2 separate regions of the Homo sapiens genome follow, and region 1 is linked to region 2. Evidence: read pairs that join two places in POLR2A ChIA-PET (ENCODE). Cell type or tissue: endothelial cell of umbilical vein. All regions are shown on one strand. Each heading gives the region's core, and the rest is flanking DNA. Links, peaks and the distances in the headings are about the cores only. Region 1 overlaps PKP4 (plakophilin 4). Region 2 overlaps PKP4 (plakophilin 4).

Region 1 (5,385 bases), core at 280-5,279, 150 kb after region 2:
CATAATCCCCTTTTCTTAAAGAAACAAAACCAAAAAGCTGTTCTAAATGATGAAATTATGGGTAGTCCATCTTTTGGTTAGTCTGCATTTTCTACTGTAAACACGTATAACACTTCTGTAAGAAGAAGAAAATAGTAATGTTAAAAGGTACGCAGGAGGAAAATGGTCAGCTGGAAACAGAACTTAAGTAGTAAGAGTCAGAAAGACAAAAGGAGACAGAAAAAAATACTATTGTAACAGGCAAAGAAGGAAAGCAATTTTCCCATGGAGTGGGTTGTCAAGTGTTGATGGGCAAGACAGATGAAGAGTATCCTCAGGAGCAAAGCCCGGGCAGGGTGGCAGGAGGGGAAGCAGGGTGGCGGAAGCCAAAGGGAAACGGGGTTGGGGTTGGTGTGGGGGAGAGGGGGTGCCAGTACAGCTCTCTGGAAGTGAAGGCAGGTTGCTGGCTGTTGTTAAAATCTGAGGAGACAGAAGATACTTAAGGAGAAGCAACCAGTGGAGAGGAAGCAACTGAGATTAAGACAAAGATGATTCCTCAGCTAAAAAAAATTAACTTCGCATAACTTGCTTTTTCGGTTTCTTATTTTTATAAGAATATGGGAATATCTGAACAGGGGGAAGGTGTGAGATAGATTCTGAGGAGTTTCCTATTCCCTGTGATGCCTTGTTTCACTCTGTGGGCAACTGAGGCCATTAGATTTTTTTTTTCAATCAGGGCAGTGACACAACGTAGACTCCAGGTGCAAGAGAGCCAAATTGTATAAAGTAAAACTATAAAGTTAAAAAAAGGGGCCCGGTGCAGTGGGTCAAGCCTGTAATCCCAGCACTTTGGGAGACTGTGATAGGAGGACTATTTCAGCCTAGAGGTTTGAGACCAGCCCTGCCAAGATAGCGAGACATCATCTCTACAAAACATTTAAAAATTACTCCAGCATGGTGATGCGCACCTGTGCTCCATCTACTTCACCTCTAGCTACTAGGGTGGCTGACATGAGGGGCTGCTTGAGCCTGGGAGGTCGAAGCTGCAGTGAGCCATACTTGCTTCACTGTACTCCAGCCTGGGTGACAGAGTGAGAACCTGTCTCAAAAATAAAAATTAAAAATAAAAAAGAAAGCACGAAGAATACCTTGAGAACTAGGGCTAGAGAAGGATTTGAACAAAACCTTCAAGCTATATGGCTGGGGTGGGGGGTGAAGGGAGAACAAACGATGATTTTGATAGCACATTTAATGATTTCTGTTCAATAAAGTTTACAGACAAGTGGGATATTAAAGACTTTTGTAACGCCATAATAAGGGATATATATCCAGAATATAATGATGTCCCTCAAATCAACATAAGATTAGAACCCCCAGTAGAAAACTGGGCAAAAGGTATGGACAAAAAATTTACAGAAGAGGATACCCAAAAAAAGATAACAAGCAGATGAAGACATTATCAAGTTCATAAGTAGTCAGAGAAATACAAACTGAAAATGAGTTGATTTACACCTGGCAGACTGAACCACGCTAAGTGTTGGGTTGTGGAGACATATAGATGGATGCAGCCATTCTAGAGAGTATCAGCACCGCACAGCTCAGGCAAAGTAAGAGTACTGATAGTCTATGATGCAGCAATTCTGGTGCTAGGCATATTTCCCACAGAAACTGTCACACAGGTCCCAAGGGATCACGCACCCCTTTTTACGATGGTGAGGAGGTGAATGCAATCTAAATAACCATCACAGAAGGAGGGGAGAGATAAAACTGGATGGATATATATCATGAAATACTCAACTGCAGTCAGAATCAACAAGCTAACACAGACACCACCCAGGGACACATATCTTTAAAATAAACTAAGTGAAAAATATTAACTGAATGAGAATAACAACATTTATGTAATGATTTACATAATGCAACATACATATTATACAAGAGTACACACAAACAAAAACACTAAACACATTAGAAATGCCTACGGCCGTGGGAGGTAGATGTAGAAGATGGGGATAAAGAAATAAAACACTGACCTGGTCCTGACAAATGCCATCAATGGAGATACATGAACAGCTCAACCCTCCCTAACATCCAACTAAAGAATTTCTCCAAAATAAAGACCAGCAATGTGAACACAAAAGAGAGAATCCAGAGCCAAGGAGAATAAACAGGAGGTGGTCAGATCAGTCTTCCAGGGGATTTGCTACTGTAAACCTACAGAGACTCATGCCCTCCTTAAGACAGATTAAATCAATGTTTAAAATTATTGTCCACATTGACTCCTGAGGAATCCTATTTGTACTTCTTCCTCCAGAAAAATGCCTGCTTATCCCAACTTGCTATTTCCCCTTTCTAAACTTCAATCCTCTATGACAAATTAGCTATTCTTACCATTTACAACTCAACAGCATTCTTTTAAAAATAACAAGTGGAAATTTGTTACAAGCTTTTTGAAAATCTAAGAAAAATTCATCGACTTTACTTATGCATCTTTTAACCCCCTAAAATATTCTAGTATTTTTTTTCTTGTAAATATCACATTTGTTTGCCGTCTTTTTTTTTTTTTTTTAAATCAATTTGGTGACCAGGTCTGTTATCAGGGAGGTACCAGAGCTTAGCAGGAAAGATGGACAACAAAAGCTCTAAATCCTCTTGCATCGACACGTTCAATTTGCACTGACCAATCTGTTGGCACAGTAACTGTTTATAAGCTAAATTTCTACATTTTGGCTACAAGTATCCCAAATCCACCTTTTAAAAAATCCTAGGTAGATGCCATCTGGTGTTAATGATTTGCACACCCCTTAAATTGAAAATATTTTAAATAAATCTCACGGTTTTATATAGTATCATTAATGTGTCTATTTTAAAAAGACAATCTGAGAATAACACTTCCCCTAATTGTTGTCTTAATAATGACCAAGAGCTGAAGAAAAATGATTCACACTGTTAGTTGTTTTGTTGTTTTGCTCACGGGGGAAGGGGGTGAAGTAACTGGCTGTGCCTGGGTTTTGAAGCTCATTAGCACTAGGGCCACACTTGAGGAATCCAGACTCCTCTCACCTTAAGGTTTTCCTACTATAGACTGTGAGAGTTTCGCTGGACATAATTATGTTTTTTAAAATGTATACTTTTGTCTTGCTTAACACAGCTTAAATTGATTTGCAAATGATTCCAAAAGGAAAGAACATTTTGTAAATGACATGAATAACATAAGGTTTAAATGCAGCAAGTGAGTAGAATTTCATTTCTGATACTGTAACACTGAAAAGAAAGGGTTAATAAATCTTTAGCCCAGCGTGGGAAGAGCCTCAGCAAAAACCCTGCATCCAGCTAAGGCAGCTGCAGGGGGCAGAGGAGTCAGGGAAGCCCCAAATCAGCATTCTGAGTGCTGCGATGGGTAGCTGGAACATTTTAGGTACAGAAGATGATTTCAGGGATGACATACCAACTCCACTGGAGGAACAAAAGACAAGCAGCCAATCATTTTCTTCTAGCAAGGAATTCTGAGAAGGGTTATTGATAGGTTTTAGCGTCAGAAATCTCTTTCATTTGTCAGGGACACAAACTTGAAATGATTAAGATAGTGTGGCCACATTAAAACTCCATAACTATAAAAAGCAAAACCCTAGAAAGTTACTATAAATAGCAGTTCAAAAAAGAGAAGCCCAGATATGCTAACACCCAGAGAAATAATATCAAAAGATTTTAGATGTTATATAAATTTCACACCTACAATAATGATTTCTGAAGGAAAAAAAAATGACTCTACTGTATGTGGATGAACTTTGTTTTAAATAAAATCTTATCAAAATGTAAAATATTGGATTTCTGGATGTAGAGAATGTGAATTGAAAAGATTTATCAAAACAATCATCATCAAGTTCAACTCCATTGTACAGATGACGAAATAACGGCTCTGAAAGATGTAATGCCTTCCCCAAGGTTGTTAAAATAGTTGATGCAAATGAAGACACATCTTTTGAAGACACACTGCCTTGCACACCTGTTCCTATCTGATTCCAGCCACTCCTTGGACAGCTCTCTTTTAAACACCCATAGACTTCATTCTTTCCCTGACTCAGGAGTGAATTCTAAGCTCTTTTTCCTGAACACTATCAACAATCACTGATAATCCTTGGTAACACTGAGATATTGTTAACACTGCTATTATTGGAAGTGATATACAATCACCCAAATAAATAGTCTATTCATTAGAAATGAATAATAAATTCAGGCATGCTCAAGGGACAGAGATTACACTAAGGCATGGATTCCAGGAGGTGGGATCACTGGAGGCTATCTTAAAGCTGCCTACCATAAACCTACTGGTGAAAGGATATCTGCATGTAAGTGAGACAGTGAGTGTCAAACAGAATCAAAACAGGGTTGGCAATGATCTCTCTTCTCTGTGACTGCTTCCCCACATTATTTAGAGGTAGTGGGACAATACAAGGGGCATAATAAACATAAAAAAAGAGCACATGGTATATATGGGAATTTAGCAAGGCACCATTTCTGGAAAAGCTTCAACAGTCAGAATAAAAACAGATGAAGAGTCATCTCAGAAGGAAATGCGGAAAAGTGTTGATGAGAAGCTGAAGGAACTTTAGTCAGGGTATGGCGCCTAGGAAGTGTTAAAGAGGATGCCCCAGCACATAGTAGGCTCAACAAATACTGGTTAAACTTTCATACACTACCTAGATCTTTCACCCCTTGCCTCCAATTTTTTTTATAATTTGGTTTCATGACAATGTGAAACTTACTTAGCAACACATGTATACAAAAATCAGATCATACAATGGTTATAAACAATTTAGTAGGTGGCAGTAATAAATTTGTGGATATAGGTGGAACAGATTGAAAAACATAAAGGGTCTACCTAGAATATAGCTTGATCCTGTGCAAAGAAATCAGAAATGAATAATTCCACAACTGAAGAAACGAATCAATATTTTCATTTATGATTTAGGCATATCTCCATAGTTTTCTACTAAACTTATTTTACATGGTGTATTTCAAGACTATATTTATTCCCCAAAGAGCTTCTCTTAAAAAACACATTCCCTTGTCAAATCTTTTTCCTTCCTCCCTTCCTTCCTCCCTCCCTCCCCCTTCTCTCTCTTCTCTCTCTCTCTCTCTCTCAGTCTTTCTTTCACCATCAAGTCTCTATAAGCCAGAACTATGCTGGGCAATGGTCCAGTACAATGTCCTTACTCAGCATTCAAAGTGGTATAAAGAAAAAGTGTGGAATAGTATTTGCAGAAACTATTTTTACCTTCAAGTTCTTTCAGCATGTGTTTATTTAAATTTAACTTGAATAATTATATAAACATTTTACTTGAACAAACCAAAACTTTAAACTCATGGGTACTTTATGCATATGACACCTCCCATATTAACTCA
Region 2 (5,385 bases), core at 251-5,250:
AGGAAATCATCTAAATTAGCACTCAATTCCAGAGTGTGCTCCAGGTAACCTAGTACATAAAAGCCCTTGGTAGTAAAGTCGGGCTCTACTTAAAGTAATTTTGACTTATTTTTAAATGTAAACAAAAAAAGAGCACACAATCATGTACTTTTCTTCCTGTTTAACACTAAATCTTACAAATTCCTTGAGCTCAGCTCAGGAAAGGCACTGTAATAGTCTCTCCCAAGGAAAAAACTCAAACAGAAATTCAGAAAAGACTCATTCCTCCTATGAGAGGACAGAAGAGCAGGAAAAAGCTTCACATTAAGGATGTAAGGATCGAGTCATGATGAATCTGGCTAGTTAAATTTGAGGAGAAGCTGTGTTTTCCATGTCATTTGTCCCTGGATCGCCACTGCTCTCTCAGGGAGTAGCGCACACGATGGACTGCAGCCCTCCTGGCTGCACGGTGTTACTATGGGAAGACAACTGGACATGACACAGGAAGTTCAAAGTGATGGGAAGAGAAACATCAGACAAAGCAGGAAAGCACTCATGTAATGCAAATGATTCTGTCTCCTCTATGCCTCCCTAACAGTAGGCTCAGGGTAAATTTGTGGGCGTAATCACAGTGACTGTGTTGACTTCTAGGATGAACATAGCTACATTTTTATTTTTTCTTAATTCTGTTTAGCTTGCTCTAATTTTCATTTTATATCTACATGTACACGTAAACAAAAATAATTATAATTTGTTTTTTGGTGAGATGCCTCAAAAGCATTTTAGAAAGTGGGAGTACTAATTTAGAAGCGCTAAAGCATTAATAGTCAAAATACATTAAGGCAGATGGTCCATTCCAGATTTATGATTATTTGTAACGTATATTCTACTTTTGGTATTTTATTTAGAGTACAAGGGAATATTAATGTTGTATTTTGAACATTAATATCTTATGAGAAAGTTGATTCCCCTTAAATATTGGATGCAGGATAGTTTATTCATTCCCAAGTGTTACAGAAACTACAACTCTGATTTCACAGTGGAAACCTGGGGGGAATGAAATTAATTTTGAAGAAATGTTGTTTTAAAATTTTAAATTAAATATCTCAAGCATGAAAAAAGGCAAAGAAAATATAAAACAAACACCCAGGTATGCCAGCTTTGTCAAATATTAACATTTTGTCTTATGTATTTCAGAGTTCTCTAAAGAAACAGAGGTGGAATACAACCCCCAGTCCCATTTTCCTCCTTCCTCTTCACAGAGGTAACCCCTATCCTGAATCTATTTTTATTATTCCAATTAGAAATTTTAACTTTATTGCATGTGCATATATCCACATCAATCTACATATTTAAAAACTTTATTCAAATAGTATTACTCTGTAGTTATCATTCTGCAAGTATTTCTAAAGCTGCATGTATCTGTTATGTGTATTCTACTGTGCTTATTTTAACTGCTGTATGTGGTTTCACTGTGTGAGAGTACTGCCATTGATGTAACCATTCTTTTGTCAATGAACTCTTAGTATTTTCCCTGAATTATTATTACAAGCAATGCTGTCATCAATGTGTCCTCCTGCAGAACCATTCTTCCAGCTCAATCTCAAGTATCCTTGAATCCAGCCACTAGCACTGCAACATCCAGGCATTACTCACTTCTCCCTCTCTCTCACTCCGCACTTCCGACCATCATGCCCAGACCACAAAATATTTCTCTGACTGCTCCACCCCACTCTTCCTTTTCATCATTAAAATAGTTCAAGCTGTTATCAGTAGACTGTTGGTCTGTTCATAGGCCTCCCACGCTCTCCCACTTCATATCAATCCTCTACCCTGCTGCCTGCTGGAAGAACGCATTTAAAGGCCTAAACTGGCCATGCCATACCCCAGTGTCCCTACTGCATGTGGGACACAATTAAGTTCCTTATAAAAGTTCCCTAAATGGGCGGGGTGCAGTGGCTCACACCTGTAATCTCAGCACTTTGAGAGGCTGAGGCGGGCGGATCACCTGAGGTCAGAAGTTGGAGACCAGTCTGGCCAACATGGTGAGACTCCATCTCTACTAAAAATACAAAAATTAGCTGGGTTTGGTGGCGCGTGTGTGTAATCCCAGTTACTCAGGAGGCTGAGGCGAGAGAATCGCTTGAACCCGGGAGGCAGAGGTTGCAGTGAGCTCAGATCATGCCATTGCATCCCAGCCTGGGTGACAGAGCAAGACTCCGTCTAAAAAAACAGTTCCCTAAATGAAGACTCTATCTCTCTCTGGCCTTGTTTTCTTTTCTTTTTTTTTTTTTTTTGAAACAGGGCCTCACTTGTCATCCAGGCTGGAGTGCAGTGGTGTGATCATGGCTCACTGTGCAGCCTCAACCTCCTGGGCTTAAGTGATCCCCCTACTTCAGACTCCCAAGTACCTGGAACCACAGGCATGTGCCACCACATCCAGCTACTTATTTTTATTTTTTGTAGAGATGTGGTCTCCCTGTGTTGCCCAGGTTGGTCTTGGACTCCTGGCCTCAAGTGACCCTCTTGCCTCGGTCTCCCAAAGTGTTGCGATTACAGGTGTGAGCTACCACACTTGGCCCTCACGAGGTTTTAACACAGCAGCCCCCTCTTGCTGGTAGCTCCAGAACTATATCCCATGCTGTTTCGGAGCTTGTAACTAGAAAGACCTCTGCCTATCCAGCCAATGCTTCCTCATCCCTTAGGCCAACTTCAGTTTCATGTCACCCAGGGAACTTCGTTACCCATCCTCTGTGCCCAATGCAACCTCTGTTGAGTGAGACTTGCCACATTTCCCTGACGCTCACAAAACCACCTGTGTTCCTCACCAATCTGAGGGTGACTTAAGCGCAGGCACTGAGTTTTATTCATCTTTCTATCCCTGGGGCCTAGTAAAGTACGTGGGAATACAAACAGGCACTCAGACACCAGCTGAGCTAACGTAAAAGACTGCCAATCCATTAAGTATATTTTATTTTCATAATATAGGATAGTCTATTTAATACAACTAGATTTACTATGAAATACATGTAAAAAATGTCATATTTAGTCCTCCATGAAAAAGACATCTGTTAGCTGATATTTACAAATTAATAAGTACAATAACTTATACTAATAGAGATGACTGCATTCTAAACGGTTTCTGACTCATTAGACTAAATAATTCTCAGCCTTCACAGTTGTGAGCACTATATATATCTCATTATCTATTACCTGGAACCTCCAACTCTTCCATAGTGCCACTATACAAGGGCACAGTCCAGACTGTTTTCAACATTTCCTCTAGGACGAGATCACATTCTATACCTACCTGTAACAAGCTCCCTTACTTCTGCATCAATAGATTTTCTCAACAGTCGCAACAAGGCAGGTATCCCACCAACATTCTTCATTGCTATTTTATTTTCATCTGTAGACTTGCCAAAAACGAGGTTTCGAAGGGCACCACAAGCATTCTTCTGAACTTCCAAAACTCTGTGGTCCAGAAGGTCAACCAGATGCTTGATTCCCCCTAACCTACACACCTAGAATGAAAAATATTAGGTACCAGGCCTAAGTAACATGCAATTAATCAGTGATCATACAGAAGTCCGTTATGGAGAGATCACAGGATGTGGATATCTCTAGACCATTTCAAAGGTTACTTTTTATTCCAAATAAGACAACTTTTATACATTCTAAGGAGAGGCCAGGTGCGGTGGCTCATGCCTGTAATCTCAGCACATTGGGAGGCCAAGATGGGCGGATCACTTGAGGTCAGGAGTTCAAGACCAGCCTGGCCAACATGATGAAACCCCGTCTCTACTAAAAATAGAGAAAACTTAGCTGGGTGTTGAGGCACACGCCTGTAATCCCAACTACTTGGAAGGCTGAGGCACAAGAATCGCTGGAACCTGGGAGGTGGAGGTTGCAGTGAGCCAAGATTGCACCACTGCACTCCAGCCTGGGCAACAGAGTGAGACTCTGTGCCCCCCACCCCCCACCAAAAAAACAGAATTCTAAGGACACTCTTGTAGATGATACTTTTCCTGGGTTCATGGCTTCAAAAAAAGATAGGAGATTTAAGTGGTTTAATGTCCATCGGCAGGCAGCACAGTCCTCCTCCAAGCCTCAGAACACACATCAAGAATTGTGCTTTCACTCCAGCAGTGCAATGTGCAAATACACAAACATAGCAAAGCTATCTGCAGGGCTTGAGGCAATATAGGAAATAATTTTTGACTTAAGTTATTTAGTTTCTAGAATGAGTTCTCTAGGCTACTCTCCTTAAATTTTCTTCCATTTGTCAATTCATTAGTACATTATTTGAGTATTTCTGGGCTTTATGTACTACATTCACTTTTAGGTCTGGAACTGGTATACTGTTATGCACATTAAAATGATGAAAAACACTTCAGTTTTATATAACACAGTGGGTCAGAAGAAGGCTTGAAACGTTAAAGAAAGAATCTATATGTTATATAGAATTATAGCCAATAACCAGTAACTTGCTATGTTTCTATAAATACCAAAAAAACCCTGAAATAAAATATTCATGTATGTTCAGCCTTAGTGATGGTTATAATCCTCTATAACTTATTTATAGTTGGCACCAATCTGACTAGAATCCCATAAAACACATTGGCTCACTAGTTCAATGAATACTATAATTTTTAACCTAATAATTTTTTTTTTTTTTGAGACAGAGTCTCGCTCCTAGGCTGTAGTGCAGTGGCTTGATCTCGGCTCACTGCAACCTCCTTCTCCCAGGTTCAAGTGATTCTCCCGCCTCAGCCTTCTGAGTAGCGGGGATTACAGGCCATGCACCACCATGTCCAGCTAATTTTTGTGTTTTTAGTAGAGAAGGGATTTCACCATGTTGGCCAGGCTGGTCTTGAATTCCGGACCTCAGGTGATCTGCCAGCCTCTGTCTCCCAAAGTGCTGAGATTATAGGCATGAGCCACTGTGCCTGGCCTAAAATATTTTTTAAATGCAAGTTAAATTGATTTTTGCTTCATGGTTTTATAAATAAGCTAATGAAGTAGACATACGATTTGAAAATGCTGAAAGCACTCCAAGAAATATATGTATCCTAGTTTTTCCTGAGAGATACTGAAATGCATAGTTAAGTGAAAGAGTATCTGGTATCAAAATATCCCTTTAAAAAGACTCTTGAATTACACTGGGTAATTTCTTAAATACAGAAGCACGTGGCTGTTAAATGCAAAGGCATTATTTTCCCCAGTCATCCCAGGCACCATGTCCTGTACCTCCATCTTCACTTTGTTGTCACCAAAGCACAGGTGCTGCAGGTAGGCCGCTGCATTTGCCTGAACAGATGGGAACTGGTGCTGAAGCATGTGAATGACCTCAGGCAACTCAGGATCACGCCAGGCAAACTCCCTACATGAGAAAAACATGGCTTC

Evidence for each region. ChIA-PET counts read pairs that join two places held together with the same protein. Peaks named below come from ENCODE experiments on the same cell type or tissue, not always from the same donor. Only the 100,000 strongest peaks of a DNase experiment are listed, where the experiment ranks them.
Region 1: POLR2A ChIA-PET joins it to region 2 with 5 read pairs; 2 of 35 experiments call an interaction of 5 or more read pairs at or near these places.

Annotation. Positions count from the first base shown.
Region 1 is chr2:158,487,514-158,492,898 of GRCh38, reverse strand. All of the region lies in intron 1 of PKP4 (plakophilin 4), which reads right to left. Among named protein-coding and RNA genes, the nearest start is that of PKP4, 33 kb to the right of the region's middle. RefSeq lists a silencer at 3,248-3,542. In endothelial cell of umbilical vein, for the core only: no CTCF peak of the experiment used is centred there; DNase peaks (open chromatin) are centred at 2,948 and 5,178.
Region 2 is chr2:158,640,604-158,645,988 of GRCh38, reverse strand. It overlaps PKP4 (plakophilin 4), which reads right to left. Exons shown (of 22, transcript NM_003628.6): 10 at 5,230-5,362; 11 at 3,290-3,503. Among named protein-coding and RNA genes, the nearest start is that of PKP4-AS1, 92 kb to the left of the region's middle. In endothelial cell of umbilical vein, for the core only: no CTCF peak of the experiment used is centred there; no DNase peak of the experiment used is centred there.